Linked DNA regions of Homo sapiens: region 1 is linked to region 2. Evidence: chromatin contacts called from ENCODE Hi-C or POLR2A ChIA-PET data. All regions are on one chromosome and are shown on one strand. The core of a region is the stretch at or near the end of the contact, and the rest is flanking DNA. Distances in the headings are between cores, read along the strand shown.

Region 1 (3,344 bases), core at 575-3,074, 420 kb before region 2:
AGAAATTATAAAGTGTTGGCTGGGTGCAGTGGCTCAAGCCTGTAATCTCAGCACTTTGGGAGGCCGAGGCGTGTGCATCACCTGAGGTCAGGAGTTTGAGACCAGCCTGGTCAACATGGTGAAACCCCATCTCTACTAAAAAATTTAAAAATTAGCTGGGCATGGTGGTGGGCGCCTGTAGTCCCAGCTACTCAGGAGGCTGAGGCAGGAGAATCACTTGAACCCAGGAGGTGGAGGTTGCAGTGAGCTGAGGTCACGCCACTGCACTCCAGCCTGGGCAACAGAGCAAGACTCTGTCTCAAAAACAAACAAACAAACAAAAAACAAAAAAAAAAGAAAGAAATTATAAAGTATTAAAAAGATGGGAGGATTCAACGCATGTTATTTTATTAAATGACTCCTAAAAATTCCTTTGAGCCTAAGACTTACGTAATGAAATAATAGATGTCTAAAAGATATGTGATCCAGCCCTATCACATACCACAAAACATCACCTAGAGAAGTGACATCAGCCTTTTCAGAGAGGGAGAGAAATGTTGTACAACCTGCTTAGGGAACCACAATAATGTACAACCTTCCTTCAATAACCATAAGGATGCTCCGGTCAAATAAGTTGGCCACTAACAAAGACCTACGTGTTGTCAGTTACTAGCTGTGGAGGTTCTTCGTTGCTTTTTGCATCTTGGTTAGTGGCTCTGATCAGGGATGTAGAATTTCCAATTTGACCTCTCCTGGCCTCAGTTTTCACACCAGTAGAATGGGGATATTTCACATGTTTGTACTAGTGCATTAAATGAGTTGATCTATTTAAAACATCTGTCAAAGTGCTGACATACAGGAGCTCATAAAAACAATGATTAAACACCCACTGTTTCAGCCCGGTTTGGAAACTAAAGACACAGAGCTGGTGGGGCTTACTCAGGGCACTGACACGTTCTGTAAAATGGGTGGTATTTGAAAGGAAATGAGTCTCCTGGCATAGGAGTTGGTGGAATGTATGTGTCCTTCAGGCAAGATCCTTGTTTGTTCTTGTTCATACAAAGCCACCCACCTTGCCATTGCATCACTAACTCCTCGTTGGCAATTAGTTGTTCTGGAGTGTGGAGGCATATGAAGGAGTTTGTTTGGGACACTGTAGAGATCTGTTTTGTATTTCATTAAGACAGCTAGAGGGGCCAGCCCAAAAGCTGAAGAGCATTAGAACAGCCATCAGGGTCTATACCCCAAGTAAACAGCTTGGGAGATGTATAGCTGCACTGTCAAAAGAGGAACTTCTGAATCAGACAGATCTCTGTGTTTATAGGCAAATTTCTTAACTTCTCTGAGCTTCAGCTTTAAGGATTAGATATAATAATTTATATAAAACACTTGGCCAGTGCATAATAGATATTCCATATTATGTTCATTTCATTGTTTTTCCAATTATTATTTCAATTATATTCCATATTATTATTTTCAAACCACTTTTATATACATTATTTTAAATTATCTCATTTGGTAGTGAGATAAGACAGAAGAGCAGAAGAGAAACTAGAACCAAAGATTCTCAGAAAATTAATTAAATGAGCTGATGCATTCCTGGCCCTAATATTTCCCACTCTGTGTTCTAGTTCTGATTCTGACACCACCCCAATCAATCAGCAGCTGGTTTGCTCTTTGTTCTCTGATGAATTCCATGGACTAAATCATCTTCAGGTGGTGTGACTGAAGAATGACTGTACAATCACATGTGTTTCAGAAGTGGGACATTAACTCTATCCATATTTGGAAGTTGGGGGTGTGAGGGCAGAGGGGTGGAGGGGTGCAGGCTGAATCGCATGGCTGCTATTGAGTCATAGGTTCTTTCCAAAGATTGGCTGTTGAGTTCTGAAAAGCGGATCATCTCTGGCCCTAAATCTTCAGGGTTGCAGAGGCACAGCCCCAGATGAAGGAATTCTTGGCTCTTTCCCATGGGCTCACTGCCCTGCACGAGGTCTGTGGGAGTGCTGGCAGAAGCAAGATGAAGGGAATAAAGAGAGAGGTGGAGCTTGCCATATCTGGTAAGTGCTGGTGCCTGAATTCTCCTTGTCGGCTACAGCTCATTATATCTAAGACCTCAGATTGGATACTCATCAGCTAATTATAGCCTGAGACCTCTGGAAGTGTCCCTAGACATCAGTTGTCCCCATTTAAACTGAGTGGGGGGGGGGGGTGAGGTAGTAGCAATCCTGATCCCTAAGACCACGAGACTCTGACGGTTTCTGGGTCCAACCCAAAAACCTATCTTAGCAATTTAACTGCGGATCATAGAGAGTGGGCAGGTTACATCATGAAGAGAAGTAATATCAGGAGAAGCCCCTGGGATGGCCTTGCCTGCTCATTTGATCAAGCCTTCCCATTACTCATGTTTTCAGAAAGTGCTGCTTGTCTTCTTTTCCATGTGCCCTGTGTGAAAACTTAAAAAGTTTGGAGATGGCAGATCACGAAGAGCCAGGGTAGGAAAGTCAATGTGGTTGTCTTCTGAACACCCAGCGTCTTCCATTCCAGAGCAGGTGGCAGCAGAGAGTTGACACTGCCTCCCTCTCACACTGTACACACACACACTCAATGCATTGTTATTCTTCATTTTGTGTGCTCAACATGTTTATTCTACTGTGTGTCTGTTGTTTGACTGTTTAGGACAGAGTATTGTACCTCAAGTGACATTCTTCTAGCAAAGGACCCTGTCCTTCAGCATTATTTTTCATAACCTGGAGCTGTTCCACTGGTAAACAGCCTGACTTGTCTATTTGGTACTGGTTATCACTCAAAAATATTATTTTTTTGTGGGGGGACACAAGGTGACAAAGTCTGATTTCAGAGTATCTGAAAAGCCTTTATACTTTACTACGAAATGATCTGTGATTTTCTCCCAGAAGTCTCAACCTTTAGAATTTTTTTTCTCTAGCTGAAACCTTTGTTCCCTGGCAAAATGCTAGAGAAGTGCTGTACGAAAGGGTGCACATTAATGTTTATATCTCAGCTACACTGTAATGATGATGAGTATCGGCTTTTATAGAAAATTAATTTTGGGGTGGGGGTGGCAAAAAAAGAGATAACTAATTTTGCAAGGGAATGGATGAAGACCACTTGGCTGGGGTGGCAGAAAGGGGAATAAAAGGGGAGATGAGAGGGAAAGGAAATGGGGCACCCTTTAAGAGGACAGGAATGTAAAAAATAACTATGCAATGTTGCTAAGGAAAAGTTTCATTTTTTCATAATGTTGAGGAAAAGCTGTGCTTATGGTGAGGCTCTGGGAAAACTGACATGCAGTGTGTTCTCTTTAGCTAATCTATTCTTAAAAGGTAAAACCAAAACACCTAGAT
Region 2 (3,227 bases), core at 685-3,184:
CAGATTGGTAGTCTGAAATGAAAAACTTAGAAGCATGTTTTTTCCTGCAAATCTAAATTACCACAAGTCAGTAAACAAGAGAAACGTATAACAACAGCAGTGTTTTAGGGAAGGTGAGGGCAGTGATGTGAAGAGGGCAGTGATGTGAAGAGTGCACTAGAGAACGGAGGAAGAGATGATGCATCTTCTTCCTTATAAATCCTCTCCCTCCACTAGAGTGTTTTCTCCCTGGTCTTCAGGCTGACTCTAGTCCAAGGTCCAAGGTAAGCCAAGAAGTGCAGTGCTTAAAGCAATGTCCTCTTTCTCTACCACCTGTCCATGGACCATCTTCCTTTTCCCTGTGTTTCCTGTATGGTTCAGTATGATACAGTGGCTAGATCTTCCCACTAAAACTGATCAATTCAATTTTTAAAACAGCCAAATTAGCTAAAAATGCTAGGTTTTTTTCAACTGACTTGCCTTGCCTTCCAATCAAATCAGCTCCAACAATTGGCCGTGGCTAATGCTAGTTGGTATAAGCTGTCCCCACTGCCTCTTCTTCATTCCTTCTGCCTCCGGTGCCATTGTCCAGCTCTGCTTCCATCTTTGCTTGCTTCCCTCTGTTGCTGTACACCTCCCTATCTCCTCTCTTTTGCTCAGAATTATGCCTTGTTTTTAGAATAGGGCTGTGATATGCGTGTTGTGCAACAGCAAGGCCATGTTCCTTAATCCAGCAATCTCACATTCCTCCTGGGAGTCCTTTTGGATATGTCAAAAAATTCTGGTCCAGAAACATGAATTATAACCCCTGTTTTCTCAAGGCCTTTGAGCAATTTTAGTGGAACCCAAGAATCTTGAACATACTCCATCACTTCCAAATAATGTTCTATGAAGGCACTTATACCCACCAGAAGGAATCTCCAGCAAAGTCTATTTACTTTGGCCACTCTGCCCAATATCTTTCTTCTATTTTTGTTAAAAATGATTAATATTTCTTTCTTTTTTTATCTGATACCATGTTAAAGCAGGAGATCTGTGCCAACAACATCATTGTATCTTTGCAGCATTATTTCTGTGTAGTCTTTGGACATAAACTGTAATACTTTGTGTTGAGCATAGTGTATATACAAAGAACTATTTTAGGGGGAACTTGGGGGATCATTTATGCATGAACTACCTAACTTTGAGCACCTAGAAGGCAGGGGCTGTGTCTTATTTATCTTAGTAGTATGAGTGCTTTATATTAATTATGGTCCCAAAAATGTCTATTAAATAAATGAATTAATGAATGAATTATTCCAAGATGTAGCTCATTTAACTCAGTTGTTTTAATTATTCCAGGACTTTTCAACTTCAATATATACCACCCTAGCCCAATTCTTATGTTCATAGATTTAGTCAAATAAACCCTTTTGTCTATTTTCGTTTTGAGGCACTATGCATTCTTTTCCTATGGCTCTTTAGTACATCACTGACTCCCCTCCACTGCCTAGCAGATTAAAGATGGTCACTAATTCTTTGTCACAATTTCCATTAAAAGGTGGGATCTGTTTTCTCTCCTTTTAAATCTGAGATGGGCAGTACTGCTTTGACCCACAGAGTATAGCAGAAGTGACACTGTGCCAGTTTAGGCCTAATTTTGAAAGGACTGATAGCTTTTGTCTTGGTCTCTTGGAGCTGTGAACTGACACTGTGACTACTATTTTGGAGAGACCATGTGAGGAAGTGCCAAGACTGCATGGAGAGGAAAGGGAGGCCAGATGAGCCCTCTAACTGTTCCCATCAAGGTACTAGGCATGTGAGTGAAGCCAACCTGGATCCTCCAGACAACATAGTCACCATGCTGTGAAAAGCCCAAGCCATGTGGGGAAGCTCTATGAGGATGGACCACTTTACAGCCCCCACTGAGCAGCAACTGTCGGCCTTGTGAGTGTGCCATTGCAGATGACTAACTTGCTAGAGCCTTCAAAAAACTGCAGCCCAGCCAATATCTGACTGCAAGAGAGCCCAAGCAAGAACTGCCTCATTGAGCCCAGTCAACACACAGAACTGGGAGCTACAATGATCATTTGTTTTAAGCCACTGAGTTTTGTGGTAGTGTATTACACAGCAGCAGATAACCAGAATGCACTGATACGCAAATAAAAGTTGAATTGAAGGGCAAGAATTATGCTGGCCTTTTCTCTACAGTTTCTACAATGCCTCATAGAGTGCTTTTTCCACAGCTGAGGAAGCAGACAGCTTCTCACTTTACAGACAGAAGGATGAAAAATAAATAGGACCTCCTCTTTATAGGGGCTATGAATAACTTCACCTAAGCATGGATGGGATGCCTCTGCCACCTGCCTACGTGGTATCCTAGTACCAAGAGAGACTGAAGAGTCACCTAATCCATTTGCTTGCCTCTCGATACTACTTCTCCTTAAAATAAATCCTGCCAGAGAGCTCTCTACCGTGCTTTGTTTTCTTTTTAATTCCAAGAAAGGGAGATCTTGCAGCTACCTCTGACAGTGCATTTCAGCAGCCCATACATCTCAATTAGAGTATTCTAACAGGTGTTTCACCTCAATCCCTCCAAATGCAGTCTCACCCTTTTCTTCTTTCTTCTTCATCTTGTTTCTTGCCTTCATTTTTCTAAATTTTGAGGAGTGCTGAAGGAAATGTTACTCACAAACTCTTCTTTACTTTTCTTTCATAGACGTGAAAGGCCACATCACTCCATCCCTCTACTGAAGCTGAAATGTTGTCATTTAGAGATGCCCCAGTTTACCAACCTGAAAAATGCAAGACACAACCAACCATCTGCCCTGCTTACTTGAATGAGTTGATAAAAAGAACAAAACTAAAATGAATGTAGGAAAGCAGTTTCTAGGCTCTATAGCATACCATGCATACATAGCATCCTGGGTTGAGTTGGCTGTTGGATTAAAAAATCTCACAGAGAAAGCATATTGGTTGTTAACTAGGGCTGGGGCAAGGGGGCGATGGGAGTGTTGCAGTGGGGTTGGCTAAGGCATGTAGAGCTCCTTTCTGGGGCAGTGAGAATGTTCTAAACTTGTAATGATACACAACTCTGTGAATATGATTTAAAAAACACTGAATTGTACACTTTAAATGGGAGATTATATGCTATATGAATTATAGCTTAATAAGTCTATGAAAGAGAAGAGAAAAGAAAATGAAAGAAAAGGGAAGGGAAGGGAAAGGAAAGGAAAGGAAGGGAAGGGAAGGGAAGGGGAAGGTAGGAC

What was found. A loop is a pair of places that touch in the nucleus more often than their neighbours do. ChIA-PET counts read pairs that join two places held with the same protein, here RNA polymerase II (POLR2A).
Region 1: POLR2A ChIA-PET joins it to region 2 with 22 read pairs in activated T-cell. The contact joins two enhancer-like sites. A Hi-C loop is called at or near these places in 1 of 168 maps with a recorded cell type or tissue (breast epithelium). POLR2A ChIA-PET finds 5 or more read pairs at or near these places in 1 of 52 experiments (activated T-cell).

Annotation. Positions count from the first base shown.
Region 1 is chr2:217,392,336-217,395,679 of GRCh38, reverse strand. The region is part of intron 8 of DIRC3 (disrupted in renal carcinoma 3); the gene reads left to right. Among named protein-coding and RNA genes, the nearest start is that of DIRC3-AS1, 110 kb to the right of the region's middle. Within about 2 kb of position 1,824, at least 11 of the 41 ENCODE cell types and tissues checked have a DNase peak (open chromatin) inside an H3K27ac peak, as active enhancers do.
Region 2 is chr2:216,969,303-216,972,529 of GRCh38, reverse strand. No RefSeq gene overlaps it. Among named protein-coding and RNA genes, the nearest start is that of TESHL, 100 kb to the right of the region's middle. Within about 2 kb of position 1,934, at least 3 of the 41 ENCODE cell types and tissues checked have a DNase peak (open chromatin) inside an H3K27ac peak, as active enhancers do.